2 separate regions of the Homo sapiens genome follow, and region 1 is linked to region 2. A link is a contact called in ENCODE Hi-C or POLR2A ChIA-PET data. All regions are on one chromosome and are shown on one strand. The core of a region is the stretch at or near the end of the contact, and the rest is flanking DNA. Distances in the headings are between cores, read along the strand shown. Region 1 holds the start of KAZN-AS1 (KAZN antisense RNA 1). Region 2 holds the start of KAZN (kazrin, periplakin interacting protein).

The links. A loop is a pair of places that touch in the nucleus more often than their neighbours do. ChIA-PET counts read pairs that join two places held with the same protein, here RNA polymerase II (POLR2A).
Region 1: a loop to region 2 is called in a map of dorsolateral prefrontal cortex, with 2.0 times the contacts of the local background. The contact joins the promoter of KAZN-AS1 here to the promoter of KAZN in region 2. A Hi-C loop is called at or near these places in 1 of 168 maps with a recorded cell type or tissue (dorsolateral prefrontal cortex). POLR2A ChIA-PET finds 5 or more read pairs at or near these places in 1 of 52 experiments (WTC11).

What each region holds. Positions count from the first base shown.
Region 1 is chr1:14,417,045-14,421,865 of GRCh38, reverse strand. KAZN-AS1 (KAZN antisense RNA 1) reads left to right here and starts at 1,893. Exons shown (of 5, transcript NR_149058.1): 1 at 1,893-2,372. It also overlaps a transcript of KAZN not described here.
Region 2 is chr1:14,597,060-14,601,754 of GRCh38, reverse strand. It overlaps KAZN (kazrin, periplakin interacting protein), which reads right to left and starts at 3,070. Exons shown (of 15, transcript NM_201628.3): 1 at 2,532-3,070. The coding sequence starts at 2,757. RefSeq lists a silencer at 2,244-2,403.

The sequences.
Region 1 (4,821 bases), core at 644-3,143, 180 kb after region 2:
ACCCAGTGTAGTAAGTGAAAGAGGCCGGGGGAGGGGAGGGGACTAAGGCCTATGTCAGGGTTTTGAAAGGTGAGCTTGGCCAACTCCGAGAGAAATTTTGTGGTAAAAAGAGTTTGGGAGATTCCTTTTGGGCAGTCACATGCCCACTCTCAAAATCAGGTTCTGTGAAGTTTTGAATAAAGACGCTTGTTCAACAGTATTTAACCCAGAATTTTCCAAACTTGTGGATAGAAGTTTGGAACATAAGTCGGCTTATGTTTCTAAGACTTTGGTTTGGGAAACATGCTTTATTGAACCCACAATGTCTCAGAATCACAGTTTGCCACTGTCCTAATGTGGTAACATTAAGGGAACAATCAACTGTGCATAGTAGGGTCTTTATGGGAATGTACATTCCAAGCCCTAATCAGGGATCAAGGGATGTGTTTTCTCCCAATGTGGCTTTCCTCGTGTCCTTCTTGGATGGAGACTTCAAAGCTACTGTTGGAGGATAGAGCATAGCACCCCCAAGAAAACCCATCCCAAAAGAAGAATGTAAGATAATACAGAGTCAATAACCAAATTCTGAATGGGGTGCTAGGAATGCTCTACTATTCAAGAACCATTCCCCCCATCACTCCAAGGAATATTTTAAAACTCACTGGGAGCTCTTCCCTGAATAATGAGGGCAAACAATTATTTATCATTGATACAAATTGATTACACACTATTTTCATCCTTTTAATTGATGTAGTAGTAGCTCTAGCTATAACCTAAGGCATAGTGTTTAAGACCAATTCCTGAGAGAGGGCAGCGTGCTGGCAGCCCTCTCTCGCTCTCCACGCCTCCTTGGCCTCGGCGCCCACTCTGGCCGCGCTTGAGGAGCCCTTCAGCCCACCGCTGCACTGTGGGAGCCCCCTCTCTGGGCTGGCGGAGGCCGGAGCTGGCTCCCTCTGCTTGCGGGGAGGTGTGGAGGGGAGGTGTGGAGGGGAGGTGTGGAGGGAGAGGTGCGGGCGGCAACCGGGGCTGTGCGCAGCGCTCCCAGGCCAGCTTGAGTTCTGGGTGGGATGGGCTCGGTGGGCCCCGCACTCGGGAGTGGCCGGCTGGTGCCGCCGGCCCCGGGCAGTGAGGGGCTTAGCACCTGGGCCAACAGCTGCAAAGGGTGCGCCAGGTCCCCCAGCAGAGACGGCCTGCAGGCGCTGCACTCGAATTCTCGCCAGGCCTCAACTGCCTCCCGGCATGGCAGGGCTCCAGACCTGCAGCGGGCCATGCCTGAGCCTCCCCACTCCTGCCGTGGGCTCCTGAGCTGCCCAAGCCTCCCCGACGAGCGCACCCCTTGCTCCGCGGCACCTGGTCCCACTGACTGCCCAAGGGCTGAGGACCAAGGGCTGAGGAGTGTGGGTGCATGGTGCGGGACTTGCGGGCAGCTCCCCCCGTGGCTCCGGTGGGGGAATCCACTAGGTGAAGCCAGCTGGGCCCCTGAGTCGGGTGGGTACTTGGAGAATTTATTTACGCCTAGCTCAAGGTTTGTAAATGCACCAATCAGCACCCTGTGTCTAGCTCAAGGTTTGTGGGTGCACTAATCAGCACTCTGTATCTAGCTAATCTGGTGGGGACTTGGAGAACTTTTATGTCTAGCTAGAGGATGGTAAATGCACCAATCAGCACTCTGTGTCTAGCTCAAGGTTTGTAAACGCACCAATCAGCGCTCTGTGTCTAGCCTCTCTAGTGGGGACTTGGAGAACTTTTGTGTCTAGCTCAGGGATTGCAAATGCACCAATCAGCACCCTGTCAAAACGGACCAATCAACTCTCTGTAAAACAGACCAATCAGCTCTCTGTAAAATGGACCAATCAGCAGGATGTGGGTGGGTCCAGATAAGGGAATAAAAGCAGGCTGCCGGAGCCGGGAGTGGCAATCCCCTAATGTTCCCTTCCACCTTGTGGAAGTTTTGTTCTTTCGCTCTTTGCAATAAATCCCATTGTTGCTCGCTCTTTGGGGTCTCACTGTCTGTGCGAGCTGTAATACTCGCCGCAAAGGTGTCTGGCTTCACTTCCGAGACCAGCGAGACCCCGAACCCACCGGGAGGAATGAACAACTCCGGATGGGAGGGACAAACAACACCAGACGCACCGCCTTAAGAGTCCTAACGCTCACCGCGGAGGTCTGCGGCTTCACTCTTGAATGAAGCCAGCGAGATCACAAACCCACCAGAAGGAAGGAACTCTGAACACATCCGAAAATCAGAAGGAACAAACTCCGGACACACTACCTTTAAGAACTGTAACACTCAAATCGCGAGGGTCCACGGCTTCGTTCTTGAAGTCAGTGAGACCAAGAACCCACAAATTCCGGACACTTCCCCACACAGAGGGAACTGGCCTAACACTCTGGTAAGTCCAGGGAAGAGGCGAGTGCTTCATGGAGTGGCTTGGACAGAGCACAGGCTTTGGGCACTCATGTTCTGTGACAAGGGAATGGGCTGGGAGGGATGGTGGCTTCCCAGGCAATGAGATAGATGGGGATGGCCGGGCAGGGTGGAAAGATCACGGACGTCAGACAGAATAGGGGTCAGACCCGGCCTTTCTTTCTTTTGCGCTTTATGACTTTGGGAAAGTCACTGAATTTCTCTGGGCTTCAGTTTACTTACTTTTAAAATGACAGCAGGAACAGTGTCCTCACAGCGTCACTGCAAAGACTATGTATAAGGTATATTTATTACAGTGCCTGGTTTATGCTGGCATAGAAGTTCCTTTGTAAAGATGGGGTGCTACCAAGAGATAAACTTTTTCTATTGAAAATGCTCAATACGGCTCACATAGGAATAAAAATATATAGCATCCTTGTATTTTTCCATGTGCTTATTGAACACTCGTTGACAGTTGTATCCGAATGGCAGGCTAGAAGTTTTCAGACAAGAGTTCACAGGGGGACAGTTTCTGGGTGCCGAGGTGGTCCCCACAAACCCCCATCCAGCCATCATTTCTGCAGATGCAGAAGCCTTATTTTCATTTGCACACACACAAGTGTACTGGTGACTGACTCATGGTAACCAAACTCACAAGACTCTGAGGGATTCTCTGTAGGCGAATTTCATGACTTTGAGTGGGAGAAGGGTCTGGCTTCAGAGCTAGGGAGAGTCCTTTGGCCTGCCCTACTTGAGAGATCAGATCATAGACAAAAAGTTGCTTTGGGAGTATACAGTTAGAAGACAAGCATTGGATCTCCTGAAAAATGCCTTGCCTCTGACTAGGAAAATCAGATTGTCTATAAAACAAGCCTTGCTATCTAGAGGCAAACTCATTTTCCTTGCCTGATGGTGATAAATTCTGACTGGTTCCTAATTTTCAATATTCTTTTCCTTGCACCAAGAACAAAATCACTTCCCACCCGAAAACTTACAACATAGAGGTAGAATGTTATTTCCATTGGTTACATGCTGACAGTAATAATAAAAGTAGTGGCCACTGTTTCCTGAGTGCTTCCTATGTGCCAGGCACAGTGCAAACTACTTTATGCATATTATCTCCTTTACTGATCACAGCAAGCCGGCATGGCTTGAGACTTTCCTGGGGAGGAAATGGACACTCAGAGAGGTTAGATAGCCTGCCAGGGTCATATAGTTAGGAACTTGTGGAGTTAAAAATCTGAACTCAGATCTTCCTGAATTTGAGCTCCTAATATCTCATCAACACTACCTTTAGTAAGATCTAAGGTTCTTATTCTTAGAAATTCTTGCCTCCATTGGACCCACAGGATATGCCGTGGTTCCACTGGTAACTCTGTATGGATCATCTCCTGGGAGGGGACATGTCTAGAGATGGCAAATCTTTCGATGTAGGTTTTTTTTTTTTTTTTTTTTTTTTTTTTTTTTTTTTTTTTTTTTTTTTTTTGAGGCAGTCTCACTCTGTCGCCCAGCCTGGAGTGCAGTGGTGTGATTTCTGCTCACTGCATGCTCTGCTTCCCGGGTTCACGCCATTCTCCTGCCTCGGCCTACCGAGTAGCTGGGACTACAGGCGCCTGCCACCACGCCCGGCTAATTTTTTCTATTTTTAGTAGGGATGGGGTTTCACCATGTTAGCCAGGATGGTCTTGATCTCCTGACCTCGGAATCTGCCTGCTTTGGCCTCCCAAAGTCCTGGGATAACAGGGGTGAGCCACCACACCCGGCCCGATGTAGGTTTCTTGTGGTTTAATTTCAGATGACAGTCTTTTTCTGATGGCCCCAAAGACCAAGGCTGTTCTTTCCTAGGGTCTCCTTGTACAGCCTGTGCGTACAGTAGCCACCTGTTTCTCTGGTTTGACTCCAACCAGCCAGGAGGGGCCAATATCCCAGTCTCACTTCAGTGATTGTCATTTGAGCTGATGTGTTTCATTGACTCCATGGCACTGGACAAATACATTGTAGACTGAGCAGCTGAAATTGGTTTCCTTATAGGCTTCTTAGTTCACCTTTCTGTGAAGGTGAAGTCAAATTAAGTATCTTTCCTTCCAAATCAGCCGCCAGAGAAATGGCGAAGAACCTCACTGTAACACTTTTGCTCTCGATAACAATTGGGTTCACTCAGTAGCCTGGTGCAATGGATTTAGCGTTTTAAAAATTGCCCTTCTTAATGGTGAAGTGTGATTTCATCAATGGAATAATAACATGCAGAAAGTACCTAGGATTATTGTTTTTCTTTGTTTTTTCCTTTTTTTTTTTTTATTTTGAGACAGAGTCTGGCTCTGTTGCCCAGGTGCAATCTTGGGTCACTGCAACCTCTCCCTCCCAGGTTCGAGCTATTCTCCCACCTCAGCCTCCTGAGTAGCTGGGACCACAGGCACATGCCACTACACCTGGTT
Region 2 (4,695 bases), core at 1,821-4,320:
CCATTGAACTGCACCAACACAGACAAAATGAAAACACAAGACTAATTTGGAAGAACAGTCAGAAACCCTGAGGAGCTGAGCCTCTGGGAGCCTCCCTGGAGGTGTATTACGAAGAATCAAGTGGAACCCAATCAATTGCACTTTAAAATTAACTTGTGTGAGAACTCAAGGCTTCTTTTTAGGATAATGAAAGCAATGGCAAAAGAAACTACCAGACCACCTCTGCAGAGGGTTTCTGTGCTAGCAGGATGCTGCCACAGGCTATGAAAAAAACAAAAACAAACAAAAACAACTCCCGCCCCCATCAAAAAAAAAAAATCCCCCAAACTTACAGAGGCTAAATAATGTATCAAGTACTGTTGCTACAGACAAGTAAATGATACCCCACTGAACTTATACGGGGGCTTGTTTTCTTTTCAACCATCACATCTGTTGAAATGCATATCAGTTTAGACGGTTATGCGGCCAACAATCAAGTAGAGTTTAAACCTTTGAACATTTTATTTTCTGATTATAAAAATCACAAAGTGCCCCTAGGAAAGATTTTGAGACATACCAATGTACAAAGAGGAGAAATCAAGACCACCCTTCATCCTACCACCCACAGCCAGCCACTGACATGGGCAGGCACAGTCCTGAGAGCGTATGGGAGCTGCTGGTTTTATGTGTTTTTAAGGATATCCAAGAGATCCAAAAGCCATTTTCATTTCCACAGCCCTGTGCATTTGTGTAGGAAAAAAGAACAAGGAATCAGCCCCCTGTTGCTCCACTACAACAATTTAACCATCCGCGAGTATGTCAGTTTTCAAGTTGAGCATGTGGACATCATTACTGCGTTGACTGCCTTAGCCTGCCCAGTCTACAACCAGACCCAGGACTCAGATAAAAAGCCACTTAACTTTTCCTTCGCGGAGAAAGGGGCAGACAGTGGGAAATAAACGAGCATTGTTCAGTGTCCTTTACTATACAGCTTTTGATTCTTAGCAAAATGCCAGTTCTTAGCTATTTCTTTAATGTTAGCAGAGCCTCTGCCTATAAAAAGTGAAGCATTACCTTGCAGTCTGTCTTTTTTTTTTTTTTTTTTTTTTGCACAGGTTCCAGTGGAGAATGTTCTTTCGCACACAATGACATTGCAAGGATGACAAGAATAACCACATGTCAAGCTTGCAGCAAGCACTAGGACCACAACACCTTCTCACCATTACGTCATGGCTACTTCCTTACCAAAGTACTCCCCCCAATTCCTAAGACTTCCAACAGGCTCCGGGAGTACCAAGTTAAGATCTGACTTGGAATTCGACATAAAACTGCACGTGGGCAGGCTTCACATCTCACCTCAAAGAAAGCACACCTTCCCAGGAAGATAAGGTGGAAACAGAGACTGATGGAGAGAACCAGATTCTTAGGAAAACAGACTCTCTCAACCCTCAAGAGAAGCTCTTGAAATGACAACAGAACCAGAAAATCATTTTGAGCCACTGAGCAATTGGTACCTTGCACTTCAAGTGACATATTTAGACAAGTGGACCTCATGGACTGGAGATTTGTTTCTGTCCTGTTCTGGATTTCAGCAGTTTAATTTGCAATTCAAATGATATTAATAACCAGTGATACTGTTTCTTAAAGGGCAATTAGGCAAAAAGAAAAAAAAAATCCCCCAAAGCCTGCTTACCCTTTTACTTTCTAAGTCACAGAAACCAAACAGTACATTTTAGGGAATGCCCCATCCGCCTTTATGTCTTGCAGGGGGTTTCAGAGCTTAATCTCTGTCAATGTGAACACAAACCAACTGTCTTTTTCTTCCTCTTCTCTAAACCGCAGAGTCCCTTCAAACGGGCTCCCTGCAGCCCACCACCCTAAGCCTTCATTTCTCTACCGCTCAACCTTTGAGGTCTACAGTATCCCCCTGGAAAGTGCTCTCGGTGTTTATATTTGCGGAAATTTAAACTCCCTGCTGAGCTGAGCATCTACTGTTGCATCTATAGATTCCAATGCCTGAGAGACCTCAAATGAGAAGAAAATAAAGTCCAGATGCAACTGAGCCAAGGGATTTGGCATCCGCGGAGAAAAGTGCACAGCAGTGCAATCCTCTATCCCAACCACGGCGGCAGAGCCCGGAGCTCTCTCTGGGAAGGAGCCTAAGGAAGTGGGGGGAACTGTGCCATTCACCCCTGCGGGGGGTGGGGAAAAGGCCCCGGCATGAAAAGTTTGCACGGAGCTAGGGGGCTGGTGCCACGGAAAGGGCACTTTCTGATGCCGGAAGGGACCCGCCGGCTGCGCCTCGCTCAGGCTGGCCGGGGCCGGTGTGACCGTGTGACCCCGTGCACACTGCGCTCGGGTTTTCGTGAATGACAGCAGCCTGCAACTCCCAGCCGGAGAGCAGCGGTGGCCACCGCCGGGCGGAAAGGGTTACAAGCCAGAATGCAAAGCGATTTCGCCCCGGGTGTGGGGGACCCCGGGTCCCCGGCCACCTCCGAGGCCGGGCGTGCTCTGCTCGCCTTCCTCCGCCCTGGGCGCCGGGGCGATCCTACCTTGCGCTCCAAGCTGGGGGTTCTCCATGTTCGTCGCCGCCGAGTCCCCCGCCGCCGAGGCGCTGGCCGCGGCTCCCGGGCCCGGGCCGGGGCCGCCGCCGCCGCTCAGTTCCGCCAGTCTCCGGTTGGTGGCCGTGAGTTCGGCTCGCAGGTTGGTCACCTCCTGGCTGGCCGACTGGACCGCCCCATCGATGCGGAGCGCGAGCTGCTTATTGTCTTCCATCATGCTCAGGATTTTGGCCTGGGGGCGAGAGAGGTGACAAAGAGCTGCATGATGCGCGGGGGGCGCGCGGCCGGGCACCCCCGGCTCTACCTGTTGTGTCCTCCGCGGCCCGGCTTCGCCCGCGCCCCGACCCCCAGGCACCGGCAGCGCCGGTTCCTCCGGCACAGGAATGACAGCGGCGCCTCCAGCCCTAGCCGCGGCGGTGGCGAGGCGGCGGGGGGAGGAGGCGGAGGAGAAAAAAGAGGAGGAGAAGGAGGAGGAGGAGCAGCGATCGCCGAGACCCCGGCGGGCGGGCGCCGAGAGCTGCTCCAAGAAGGACACCGCGCGCCACCAGGCACTCTTTAAATGGAGCCTACCATTCGCCGCCGGCTCGGGAGGGGGTCTCGGTCGGAGGCTGGGGGCACCCTTGGCCTCCCGCGCCCCCGTACTTCGGAGACACACCCCCCGGGGGGGCGGAGGCGGCGGACGGCAGTCGGGAGGGGGCCAAGGTGGCGCCCCTGGCGAGGGGCAGGGGTCGCCTGGACCGAGGCCGGCCCTCTGTCCCCTCCCTTGAGCGGTGGGGCAGCCCCCGCCCTGGAGAACTGGTGCCCCGAGCCGTGCTAAGGTTGGGGAGGTGCTGGGTGCTCGGAAGAGAGGGTGCTTGGAAAGGGGGCCTCAGAGGGGAGCCGGGGTGGATCTCCATGGAAGGGAGACGCTTGCGCCAGCTCAGGAGTGGAGTTCGTGCTCCACCGGTTCCTTAAACTGCGAGTACGAAATCCCCAGAGGGGAGCTGAGCTGGTGCCCCGCGTGCCTCTCACTCTCCACCCCCCACCCGCAGGCCAGACCTGCGCTGCCCACCCCAGGAGGGAGCGCCTATCTTCCTCGGCGTGGGCCGCTGGTGCTCCCGCCTCTCCACAGCCCTAGCCCTGTGTGTGCATCCAGGTGGAGGAGCAGCCTTAGCCAGCTCCTAAGCTTCTTAGCCGGGCTGAATATTGGCGGGGACAGAGATGAGGTTGAGAGATAAGAAGGAAGGCGTCGATGGGGCTTCTTCCCTTTCTTCTACTGGGAGCAGAAGAGTTGAGCCCTGCTGCCTCAGTTTACCCATCCCCTCTTCACAGAAGAACTGAGGTAACCTGACGTTGATATGCCCTCTCCAGCTCCTCTTTCTCTCCCAGACCACAGGCTTTGCATTTTTCACTGGGGCCCTGGATTCCAGCCACCAGACCTTGTTACCATAGCAAACTTCATTCCATGCAAATAGGACAATTTAAAACAGCCAGCAACCCTCTGGTCAACAGGGCGCCATCATTCCAGCTCAGTCAACCTCCGGAGAGCAGCAAAGAGCAGATTGCAGAAGCCAGTGGGGTGCTGCGAGGAAAAATGAGGCTGCCCACCCTTCAGGTTCTTACAGGAAGCCCATAAGAACCAAGCAAAAACTGCGTGTAGAGTGCTTTTATATGCATTCTTATCTCTTGTGAGTGAGGATTATTATTCCCATTTTAGGGATAAGGAAACTGAGGCTCTGCATAGGGTTAAGCAATTTACTTAAGGGGCCCGCAGAAACCAGGTGACAGCGGGACTGGAAGAAAGTAATCATCTGATTGCAAGTTCCTCCTGCTGCGCCTTCAGGAGGCCTTGGATGATAGATTTCTCCCCCCTTTTCTGTGGAACCATAAAAACAGTCTTGCTCCATTCCCCTGTGACCACTAACAAGCTTTTGCAAGAGGGCAGGATTTGATGGTGGAGCATGTGGCAGGAAGACACAATTCTTCACTCTGTCCGCTCTGCTCAGCTAATGGGTCAGTTCGGGGATCGAACCCTGACCTTAACCTCATTAACACAAGTTCTTACCAACTGGACCAACCAAGGCACTTAGAACTGCTTAGTGTATCTGCAAACCAGGATTCAGTTCTTTGCAGTCTTTCAGTTACGTTATGGGGAGAGCATCAAAACTACAGAGCT